Regions from separate parts of the Homo sapiens genome. Here region 2 is linked to region 1. Evidence: chromatin contacts called from ENCODE Hi-C or POLR2A ChIA-PET data. All regions are on one chromosome and are shown on one strand. The core of a region is the stretch at or near the end of the contact, and the rest is flanking DNA. Distances in the headings are between cores, read along the strand shown. Region 1 holds the start of TF (transferrin). Region 2 overlaps RYK (receptor like tyrosine kinase).

The links. Hi-C counts contacts between places; a loop is a spot of excess contacts on that map. ChIA-PET counts read pairs that join two places held with the same protein, here RNA polymerase II (POLR2A).
Region 2: a loop to region 1 is called in a map with no recorded cell type, with 5 times the contacts of the local background. The contact joins the enhancer-like site here to the promoter of TF in region 1. A Hi-C loop is called at or near these places in 1 of 37 single-sample maps with no recorded cell type. POLR2A ChIA-PET finds 5 or more read pairs at or near these places in 1 of 52 experiments (H1).

Annotation. Positions count from the first base shown.
Region 1 is chr3:133,744,636-133,750,440 of GRCh38, reverse strand. TF (transferrin) reads right to left here and starts at 4,048. Exons shown (of 17, transcript NM_001063.4): 1 at 3,958-4,048; 2 at 1,857-2,029. The coding sequence starts at 4,000.
Region 2 is chr3:134,210,474-134,216,039 of GRCh38, reverse strand. RYK (receptor like tyrosine kinase) reads left to right here. Exons shown (of 15, transcript NM_002958.4): 3 at 4,433-4,532. Among named protein-coding and RNA genes, the nearest start is that of RYK, 38 kb to the left of the region's middle. Within about 2 kb of position 4,028, at least 2 of the 41 ENCODE cell types and tissues checked have a DNase peak (open chromatin) inside an H3K27ac peak, as active enhancers do.

The DNA.
Region 1 (5,805 bases), core at 2,799-5,298:
TTGAGGGAAGCCAGGCTGCATCTGGATGTTTCTTCCACCTTTTCCCTTCGGCTAACCTACTGCTTGCTTTGTGCTGAGAACTGTAGAATTTCCCACACTTGACACATCTGTCCAAACCTCTGCACTAAGAGACCTGACCAGACTCTGGCATGGCTCCTAGCAGAACAAATCTGTGTCCCTAGGATGGCCCGGTTCCCCTTAAAGTGCTTGCCTGAGAAAACTCAGTGCTGCCAGGAAAATGTACCTGTTTCTTCTACTCAACACACAACTGATGATAGGCCCCTGACCTCCCTTTCCAAGAGAATTTACTAAAAAGGACTTAAAACTGTGAATATGTATCTCTTGAAACTCACAAGCATCTCTCTCAAGGACTGAGAGCCATTCCTTTGCAACACAATCATCAGGATGGATAGAGTGTCTGTCTCGCAGTCTCTGCGGGAGAATAGAGTCCTAATCGAGAGAACTGCCAGCTATCAGACACAGCTGGCCTCCTCACATTTACACTGACCAGCCCTTTCTACCTTTTTACTTCTCTGACTCTACAGAGCCCTGCGTTCTCCCCTCCCTCATTCTCCCTTTAAAATGCTCACATCACCACTGCACAAATCAGAATGGAGCCTAGCTCTTTCCCCCACTGTCAGCAGTTACTGAATGAAACCTATTGTCACTGCCTAAACTAATATCTGGCTGTGCTTATCTTTGACAGCTCCCATCACCCTGGCCTCCCACTAGCAACTTAAATAAGCCCACTCTGCTCTGCCTCAGGCCCTTTGCATATGCTCTTGTTTGCTGCCTGGTGTATTTTACACTGGAGCCCACCCAGGCTCAGTCCTTCATTACATCTCTCTCAGAGAGATGGTCTCTGACCACCCAGGACAAAGCAGGTTTTTCTGTGAGTCCCTGTCAGAACACTCTCCTTTTTCCCTCCATTGTACATCCCCACATTTTGGAATTAGTAGTTTACTTATTCGTGTGTTTTTCTGCTCTCCTGACTAGCCCATGAGCTCCCTGAGGGTAAGGACCAATGTGTTTAATTCACCACTGCAGCCCCATTGCCCAGCACAGGATCTGACATGTACAGATGGGCAGGGGCAACGTTGAAAGAATGAAGAGCATTTTTGTAGACCTAAGAACAAAAAGATCAGCTGTCACCTGCAATCAGGACACTTTACTCTTCCCCCTGCATGCATCACTCATCTTCCCAGTTGTGTATCAAAAGCTGCCAAAGAAGGTTATATAATAATTTTGATAGTGGGCATTCTTATTTATTTATTTATTTTGAGATGGAGCCTCACTCTGTCACCTAGGCTGGAGTGCAGTGGCAGGATCTTGGCTCACTGCAACCTCTGCCTCCCCGGTTCAAGTGATTCTCCTGCCTCAGCCTCCCAAGTAGCTGGGATTACAGGCATGCACCACCATGCCCAGCTAATTTTTATATTTTTTAGTAGAGATGGGGTTTCGCCATGTTGGCCAGGCTGGTCTCGAACTCCTGACCTCAGGTGATCCACCTGCCTCAGCCTCCCAAAGTGCTAGGATTTCAGGCATGAGCCACCGCGCCCAGCCTGATAGCAGGCATTCTTATATTTTCGCCAAGTTCAGAGAACCTAGGGTCTCAAAACAGTCACCCTTGCGTCTACTGTGTCTGGAAAGCAAAAGTTAATGTGCTTTTTGACTTTTGCTTTCCAGACACATTAAAGAAAACCTCCCCATTTCCACTTTTGAAGTGATTTTAGTAAGTCAAGGTTGACTGCCCCATATATCAGCCTCCTACCTGTGAGTAAAGAATTGTTCCAAAGTGACTGGAAACAGAGAAAGTATGGCTTTCTTCCACTCTCTTTTAGGCAGCAGCGACTTACCGCAATGGCCCTGATGCAATCAAGGTAGGAGGCTTTCTTCACACAAGCAACACTGGGACCATCGGATGGAATGACGCTTTTCATATGGTCGCGGAAACTCTGGCACTTAGTGGCCTCATGCTCCGACACTGCACACCATCTCACAGTTTTATCAGGGACAGCCAGACACAGCCCTGGGGGAGAGAGGCCAGAGGTGGAAGGGCCCACTCCCTATGCTGAGGGAGAGACAGCATCGCCCCTAGAAAGGCCTTGACAGCCACATCCCCTCAGTCCTGTCCTCCTCTCACTCCTGTCCATGAACACTACAGGGCACAAGTTCTACTGCATTCTGAGTCTGAGCCAATAGAAGGTTGCCCTAATGGCCTCCCAGTTTCCTACTGACCACCCTCTGCTGGCCAGAGGGGTGCAGGCATGGCCATCACCTCCCAGCTGGAGATGACAATCTGCTCCTCTGTATCCGCCTTGTCTCCTCCCATCACTGTCCTGGCCCCTGGCCCCCCATGGAACATAAGCCTCAGTATGCACAGGGCGTTTTCAGCTACCCCAACACATTGGCTTGCTACCTCAACTATGGAAAACCAGCGGGGGAGGAATTGCCATCTTTTTGAGAAGAGGGAGTGAGACTCAGAGAATGATGCCTTTTTTTTTTTTTAACCCAAGGTCACCCTGCTTGTCGTTGGCCAAGCCAGGCCTAGAATCTGGGTCTCCAGACTCTGGGTCTGCTACTCAGGGCACAAAAGAAGAAAACATTCTGAGTTACACCCCTTCTTGGCCAGTAGTTGAGGGTAAATTAACGAAAAGAATTAATTTGTCTGTAACTCTTGTCTGTTGCTCTCTGTTTAGGAAGAACTAAAAACTCCACAAATTCAACAGTCTCCCCTCTGTCTCCACTGAACTATCCCTCCATTTTCACCACACTTTTTGGCTGCCATTCACAAAAAAAGCTGAAGCCAGCCATGGGTAACTATTAAAATCCATGTGGTTGCAGAGACAGCATCCCTATCACATGAGCTTTTGCCCTGTCCCCAAGGCCCTCTGTCATCTCCACTCCTTGTGGGCCACCACAGCAAGGCTGACTCACTGGCTCTGAAGAAGATCCACAAAGCCTGTGGAGAGGAGGCCCACAGCTCTCCAGGATGCATGAGGAGGGGCCACCAGGGATGGCCACCCCAGCGACCCCCATTTTCCCTCTTGGCCCATGGGAAATCCTAGGAGGCAACATAAGCCTGTGGCAGCCCCTCCACAAAGCCCTGCCTCCAGAGTTCCCATAGGCGAGAATGTGTCCTCAGTGGAGCATTACCTTGCACAGCCTGTGAAGTGCTCTGTGCGGGGATAAAGGCAAGTAACGTGGGGTCCTCTCTCAAGGAATTGCTAGCTTATGGGGAGAGAAAACTAAACGTGGAAGCCCCAACAGTGTGACAAATGCCCCATGAATGGCAGGCAGAAGTTAGAGTATGAAGGGGGCCCCACCTCAGGAGGTCGGGGAGTGTGGCGTCAGCCACTGCCCCATAGCAGGATGTGTGCAACATCTGCCACTGGTACTCAGCATCTGCCACCTCGCTGACCCTCATTTGACCCTCCCAGGCAAGTGCTGTGATGACCCCCTCCCTGGTGAGGAGCCGGCCAGGACTTGGATCCAAGAAGTCTGGCTTCAAACCCCATGCTCTGACCGCTCGATGGCACCGCTTCCTTGGCAGGACATCTACAGCTCCCAGGGCACCCAGGGGACATCAGCCTCTGAAAGGGGAATGGTCAGACCCGGGAGGCCTTGAATGCCATGCTAAGGAGTTCGGACTTGACAAGAGGCAGCAGCAAAGGGTTTTGATAACCTGGTTAGACGTGCTCTGATTTATTGTATTTCACTGCTGCAAGATTTACTGGACAAAGAGGAGGAGGGGGAGAAGACAGTGAGTGCAGTGAAAGGTGTCTAGAAGCCCAAGCAAAGGCCAGGGGTGGGGCGTAGAGAGGCAATGGAAAGGCACCCAGACACCCAGGCTTCCAGCCTGAGCGCGGAGTGCATGCAGGCTGCGCGGTGGCCGCCCGGGTTGCAGGGAACGCGCGGGCCAGCGACTCTGCGGTGCTACCCCGTGCCCGCACTCACCCAGGACGGCGCAGACCAGCAGGGCTCCCACGGCGAGCCTCATCTTCCGGGTGCGGCGCTGAGCAGCGAGCACAGTCGGACTCGCTTCTGTGCAGCCTCCGGCGCCCCGCGTCCCTTTATTCCATTCCCGGCCTGGGCGGGCTGGGCGCAATCTTTGACCTCCCGTGTTTGTGCAGCCGGGTTGCCCAATCGCCCCTCTCCCAACCCCCCTTCCTTACTCGTCCCACTGATCACCTCATTTTCTGAGCTCTGGAGACGACCCGCGAGTGGAAGGAGTCCAGCACAGAAATGTTGATGGGAAGGGACATGAAGCACAATGCAGCCATTGTCATCGCGGCTCGCTCGGTGCCAGGAGCGGCTACGGCGGGCTGGGAGCCGGGGGGCTCTGCTCCTGACTCCAGGGCTGCAGAGCTGGTCCGTGCCACCAGTCCTATCTGCGCAGTCCACAGAGGAAGACTCCGAGGCTGGAGAGGGAAAAGAACTGCGCCCAGACCCCACACTAGAACTGCAGAATGACAGGCAAAGCCCCTTTTGGGGGAGGATGCAGGAGAAACAAGCTGGGCTCAAGGTCAAAGACAGACTCAGCACCTTTTGCTCCCCACCAGGTGTCCCTCGAAATCCTGCTCCTGGGCTCTCAAAGGTCCCCCACGGAGGAGCTGCTCCCTCTTCCTGCCCCGCTGAGCTCAGGCTCCTGGGCTGGAAAACTTCCCGCCCTCAAGCTTCCTGTGGGACACCTTAGACTAGGGACAGAGTCATAGGGGAAGATGAACTCCCTCCAACAAGAAGGTTCCAGGAACATGGTCAAGACACTGTGAGGCTCAGAACAAAGTGTCATCTTAGCACAAAGCAAGCGGCCCAGTGGACGGTGTGGCCTGTTCTTACAGCCTGGGGCCACCATGTCCCCCTCTAGTCGATGAGTCTCCTAACCAGTTTAATTACACATCCTTATCATGAAAAATATTGAACTTGTGCCTTCTATATGCTTATATTTTAACTAAAAAATGTGTACACTTCAATCATGCACAAGGAATAGAAATTTGTAAAAGGATGAGCTAAAGATGAAACTCATTTTCAAATGTCGTTTTGCTTATGCGGCCTTATACAGGATTATTATCTCAAGGCATAATATACTTGGGGAAAGGTCAAGATTCCTTCCACGAAGTGTAAATCCAGACTTCAGAGATTTTGCCAAAAGTTACTTCTTATCCAACCTGACCAGATGGTCATTCATTCTGTCTCATGTTTTAGTTGACCAAGCTCATATCAAGCCTAGTGGACACGTCAGGTCAGTCATTTGATTTTTGTTCACTTGTTTTTGTGTTGTCAGAATTGTCTCCTAATTCTAGTTTCTTTGTAAGAATCTTTTTAAGGCATGTGTGCATCTCGTGAAGGTTGGAGTTAAAGCCAGATTATCTAATCTGTACATCCGTTTAACTGGGCACATACAAACCACAAAGTATGGAAATAAAAATGCCAAAACAAAGGGCAGGGTCGGCACTCCCCTTTTCACCTTTAGCATTGTGAGGTGAACCCCATCTTCCCTTAGGACACCTGAAAGGCTCCATCTGTCATGACTGCAGACTCAGGTGGGAGATAGGGCCAATTCACACATTCAATATGAATGAATGATAATTTGTTAATCTTTTGCAATAACAATAAATATAACTGGAAGTTAGATTATGTTCTCCCACACTCCAAAAGATTATCTCATATGCAAAGGGGTTACATACCTCCCACTTTAGAGTCCACTACAGAAGCTTTCTGTTTACAGTGAGGACAGAAGTCAAGTCTGGCTTTCCCAACACATCAGCCTCACCAGCGAGGGAGAGTGACCACTGCTGCCCTGTC
Region 2 (5,566 bases), core at 2,779-5,278, 470 kb before region 1:
TTTTGAGACTGAGTCTCACTCTGTCACCCACACTGGCGTGCAGTGGTGCGATCTTGGCTCACTACATCCTCCGCCCCCCAGGTTCAAGTGATTCTCCTGCCTTAGCCTCCGAGTAGCCGAGTAGCATGTGCCCACCACCATGCCCACCTAATTTTTGTATTTTTAGTAGAGACGGGGTTTTACCGTGTTGGCCAGGCTGGTCTTGAACTCCTGGCCTCAAGTGATCCACCTGCATTGACCTCCCAGAATGCTGGGATTACAGGTGTGAGCCACCACGCCTAGCCTGTAGTTTCTTTTCTGAAGTATTTTGGCTCACTCTACATTCTGATAAACAACTGCTGTTCAAATTTCTTTGTCCCAGTAGACTGTACATTTAACTTTTGAGCAGATCTGTTTCTTTAAAGGATGATTGGCAAGTGAGAGTCCTTACAGATCGATACATGCCAAACTAGAGAAAATTGGACTTCAATAATTGGCAATTTCTTCTCTAATCCCAGAAACTGCAGTTTTAAAATTTATATCTTAAAGACTGCAGAGGGAAAAGAGAACTACCTTGTGAATGCCTCCCATTTTTAGACAGTTCCTCAAAAAAGGAGCCAGCAAGGAGGCTTCCACAGTTTCATGCTTCATATTCCTCTAAGCTGCTGATAGGACCAAAGGGGCTGCCTTCTCAAATCTCCTCCTCAGCCCTTTGCACCTCTCCCTGTGCCCTCATTGGCCAGCTACACTCACAGCCTCATTTCCTTCCCTTCTCTCCTCCTTTTCACCTTGCCACACTGAGATGCTCAGGCGCCAGTCTTAGCTGCTTTTTTAACTGCAGTTATGGCCCTGGACCCCTTTGCCAGGCCCTCTCTGCTTACTTTGGGGTTCTGGTCTCTGGTCTGCTCCTTCTCTCCTTGTGATAACTGAGACCTAGAATAAAGGAGACAGCAAGTTTCTGGGGAAATAGTAAGTGTGGCTTTGAATTTGTTAAGTTGGAAGGCTGTAGGATAATTAGATAGAATTGCCTAGTAGGTAATTGGACACTTGAGAGGGATTGAAGGTAAAAGAGAGTGAGAGAAATTGACGATTAAGATATCCCATCAGTGGTGAAATGGGCTAGAACCCTAGTGTACTAGGATTGAAGGATTTACATTTGGAGAGGAAAATGGACCTTTCCTTGGGACTAGAATGAAAAGAATAGATGCTCTAATAGATCTGCCGGGGTGTTGAAAAGAAAGGCAGAAATGGGGTTCCTCTGTACTAGTGGAAAGGGACAAAAACATTGAGTGTGAGGAGGTGGGGAAGGCCTGTAAGGTTGGAATAAGACGAGGGAAAAGAGGGTCAGTGAGGAAGGGATTGCTGAGTAGAACTAAGGGCCTCCCCTGAGACTGGAGGTCATTGTTGTGTAAGAGCTCCTTTTCTGTAGGATGGATTTCCTTCAGCAGTGCTGAGCAGCAGGAGTAGAGTAAGAAGGGGTGGTCAGGATGCTAGAGCTGCCCTTTGAGGGTTTGGAAGGAGTCAACCAGCTGAAGGTGCCAATATGACTGTCAGTAATGTTGCCTTCTTTAGGGCTTGGGCTGTGGAGAACATGAAACTAGGTGTTCACGGCTATACTGGAGAGAAGGGAAGTGGCTTTAACTGGCTGCTGCATCCTGCTATGAACACAGCACCTGGCTCATAAATGTGCCTCATAAATGTTGGCTGACTTGGAGTGATGGAATCAGAGAACTAGTTTTGTAGGAATCAGAGGTGGTGATGGGATCTTTGATAGAATGGCATTTTTGCATTTGTTTTGGTAGTGAAGTAATTCTTTAGCGTGTCAGGATATTGAATACTGAATATTGAAGCCAGGGAGAACATGGCAGGAGACCAAGGCCTCTGCAAGTCCTGTGTGGCTTATTGGTGTTGATGGCATGAGAAGTAGCCATTATGAGTAGAAGCTGTGAGCTTCGGCCGGGCGCGGTGGCTCACACCTGTAATCTCAGCAATGTGGGAGGCCAAGACAGGTGGATCACTTGGGGCCAGGAGTTCGAGACCATCCTGGCCAACATGGTGAAATCTCGTCTCTACTAAAAATACAAAAATTAGCTGGGCATAGTGGCGTGTGCCTGTAGTCCCACCAGCTACTCGGGAGGCTGAGGCAGGAGAATCGCTTGAACCCAGGAGGTGGAGGTTGCAGCGAGCCGATATCACGCCACTGCACTCCAGCCTGGGTGACAGAGTGAGACTCGGTCTCAAAAAAAGAAGTTATAAACTTCAAAGTAGAGGGGATTTGCATGAGGGCATGAGGAAGGGATGTCTGGGAAGGACCTAGTGATCCTAAAGAGTGCCGACCCTACTGTCTAGGCCCTGAGGGTCAGGTGTTGTAGGAACTGAATGATAGGAAGGGGAACAGATGACTTCTGAGGAAAGCCAGGTTGTGGGAGAAGGTGGGAAGACATTTGTGAAGAGGCAGAGAGTGTAGGAGGCTGTTCTGAATAGGGAGGTTCTCAGAATGGGGAAAAAACAGAAGGCCTGCAACAGTGTTCTTGACAGACCCAGGAGGGTTTGTGTCAGAATCCCTGGGGCCAGCAGTGGGCTGATGATTATGGAGAAGTGCAGCATGGCAATAAGGTAGCTGTTCTGGAATGACTGCTGATGCTGCTGATGTCAGAGGAGACTTGTGCCAGGCTAACAGTATGTATTGCATTAATGATCTTATTTGATCCTCATAACATGTATTACCCTTATTTTACAAAATATGGAAACTCAGAGAAGTTACAAATTTACCTAAGAGTCACATGGTCTCATGGTTCCAAACCCAGTTCTTGCTGGCGGTGCTGATTTCTTTTGTGCACCTACCCTTCATGTATGGTCCTGTTCAGAGATAGCATCGGTGTAGGGATGTATAATGCATTCTTTGATGTATTGCTGGAGAGCTTGCTCATTCCCTGCCCAAACTTGCTTGGCTGTGGCTCTCTAGCACCCCCTGGTGGCAGCAATGGTATTGTGATATGCTAAGGTGAATGTGAACACTTCCTAGCCAAGGTACCTCGAAGTCACTGATGTGCTGCAGCAAGAACATTTCCTTTGTTGGGAATGTGGCACTTATCAAACACAGCCTTTAACAGTTGTTTACGTACCTATCTTAACTGCAAAGGAAGAGTTTAATGTTTGCATACCCCTACAGTGTTTAGCTAAGACACTTTAAATAGAGTGTGAAAGGAGAAACCCCAAGGGGAATCAAATTCTGGACTGAGCCCTTCTTATTCATGGGTAACAACGCCTTCCACCTTAGCCCAAGCGTAAGGGCCATCCCTTCCCTTATATCTGGGATGATACTCTTTCCCTCTTTTCTTTCATCTTTATTATGTACCATTTCGTTAGCTTTTTTCACTAGCATATATACATATTTGAATATCTCATCTAAAAACAAAGAAAAGCTTTGGAACACCCCCCACTTCACCATCTGTCTCCCATTCTTCTAGTTAAGTTTCTTGAAGAATGGTTTATCGAACATCTTTCTTCTCACTCTTTTCCCAACCTGCTGCCTCGTGGCTCTGCAAATCTCAGTCTGCCACCAATGATACCTTTTGTGACCACTGAATGAGAGAGGGATACCATAGTTATCAAGAACCTGTGGGCAGGGCAGAGAGTGATGTGAACTGTAGGGCTTCATTGAAAGTCTTGATGCTGGCAGCCATTCTGAATTTCAGCTATTGCTTTGCAGTTTGAGCTGCTTCTTTCATGAACTCTCCATAGCAACAGAGCCTTAATTATTGATGCTGATTGGTTCTGTTAAGCCACATTGGGTAGGCCAAGTATTGATAGATAACATTGGTGTTTTAGAGACATCTCATGGGTTGCCTGTCTTCCCTTCTGGATTCTGAATCACTTAAGAAGTAGATCCAGAGGTCAAATGGGGATCTAAACATGAACTTTCTTTTTGGTGAGAGCAAGACTAGAGGATGTGACTTAGATATTCTATGAGAAATCTACCTTGGAATCTGCTTATTGTGTGAGTGGGTCTGCAGAGCAGACCTTCCTCCACCAGCCACAAGGAGGCCCTCCGAGCTTGGCTTTCATTTATCAACCAGAGAAGGCATTGGTAGCTATTTATGGTCTGTCAGTTACATATCTCACCGCTTTGGTTCTTCATATCTGGCTCTCCATGGCCTCTCTGTCAGTGCTGCATAGTTCTCAGCAGGATTTCTGACCCTAGATGGCAGGTTTTATGGAAGAGTGGTGGTCCTGTTGTGGACTTAAAATAGAGGGTGGCTTACTTGGTTGAATTTTTATCCAATTGAAAATTCTTAGGACTGTTTCTGACAATTTGCATTTTTTTATAGCTAGATTATTTGTACATATGAAAGGCTCATCCATTGATTAATGAGCCAATTAATGAAGTCAAGCTGATAGTATCCTTCTTGTTATCACAGGTCCATTTTGTTTATTTTTGTCTATTTTACAGGTTGAATATAAGCTGGGATTCCAAGTGGACAATGTTTTGGCAATGGATATGCCCCAGGTCAACATTTCTGTTCAGGGGGAAGTTCCACGCACTTTATCAGGTAAGTAAGAGTCTTCAAAGACAGAGTTAACATACTTTTTCAACTGCATCCCCTATGGCCCCAAAACAGAAGTTTACTGATGTGTAGTGTGTATTACTTGATAGGCATAAGATGTATGAGTACTGTGAAAAGTAATTTTTGTAAATATTTGCACTGTGTTCTTAAACCATTCTCTCTTTTCTGTCCTTCTGGAACTCTCTGTGCTCCGCCCTCCCTGTCTCTTTTTCTGCATTGCTGGTACTTACCTCCACATGAGTCCCTGTGCCTGATCTTGTTTCCCTTTGATTAGGCACCACATTTCACCCTGTGGCCCAGATGATCTTTGCACGGTCATGTTTGACCCTGTGACGTGAAGCCCATCAGTGCTCTCCACTCCCATCAACTGAACATTCCAGACTCACCACCTTGTGTCCTGGATCCTTTACCATCTGCCCCTGCCTGCCTGTCTAGCCTTGTTGCTGCACTTGCCCCAGAGTTGTAGCAGTTCCAGACTACATGCAGTTCTGATCTTCAAGCCTTTGCATGTGCTGGTCTCAGTATTTGGGATCATCTTTTCCTCTTTCTGCTCGTGAACTCCTTTCTATTCATCCTACTCATTCTGCAAGACTCAAGATCTGCACTGTCTTTTTTCTGCCACCTTCTCTTCTTTCATTTGTTAACTTCTATTCTTCCTACCCCTTAGAACCTTATATTTAACTGTTTTTGCACTGATTACATATCTAGCAATTCCCTTGATGCATAGCATAGAGTATGGTGCAGGATAGGCACTCAGTACAGTCTGAGTAAATGAATAAGTGTATTATTTACACCAATTTAACTGCTTTTGAGCTAACTTCTTAGGCTCTTGAAGTTGTGGTATTTGTAAGAAATGGATATTTTTAAAAATTGAAAGTATCAGCCACAATAGTGTTGTGAAACTTTTTCTGGCAGTCATATTCACTGTTATCAGTGACATACATTAAGCTTAAATAAAGCACAGGAGGGCTGCTTAAATTTTTATGGGCAGTAAAGGAATTTAGAAATGCCCATATCTT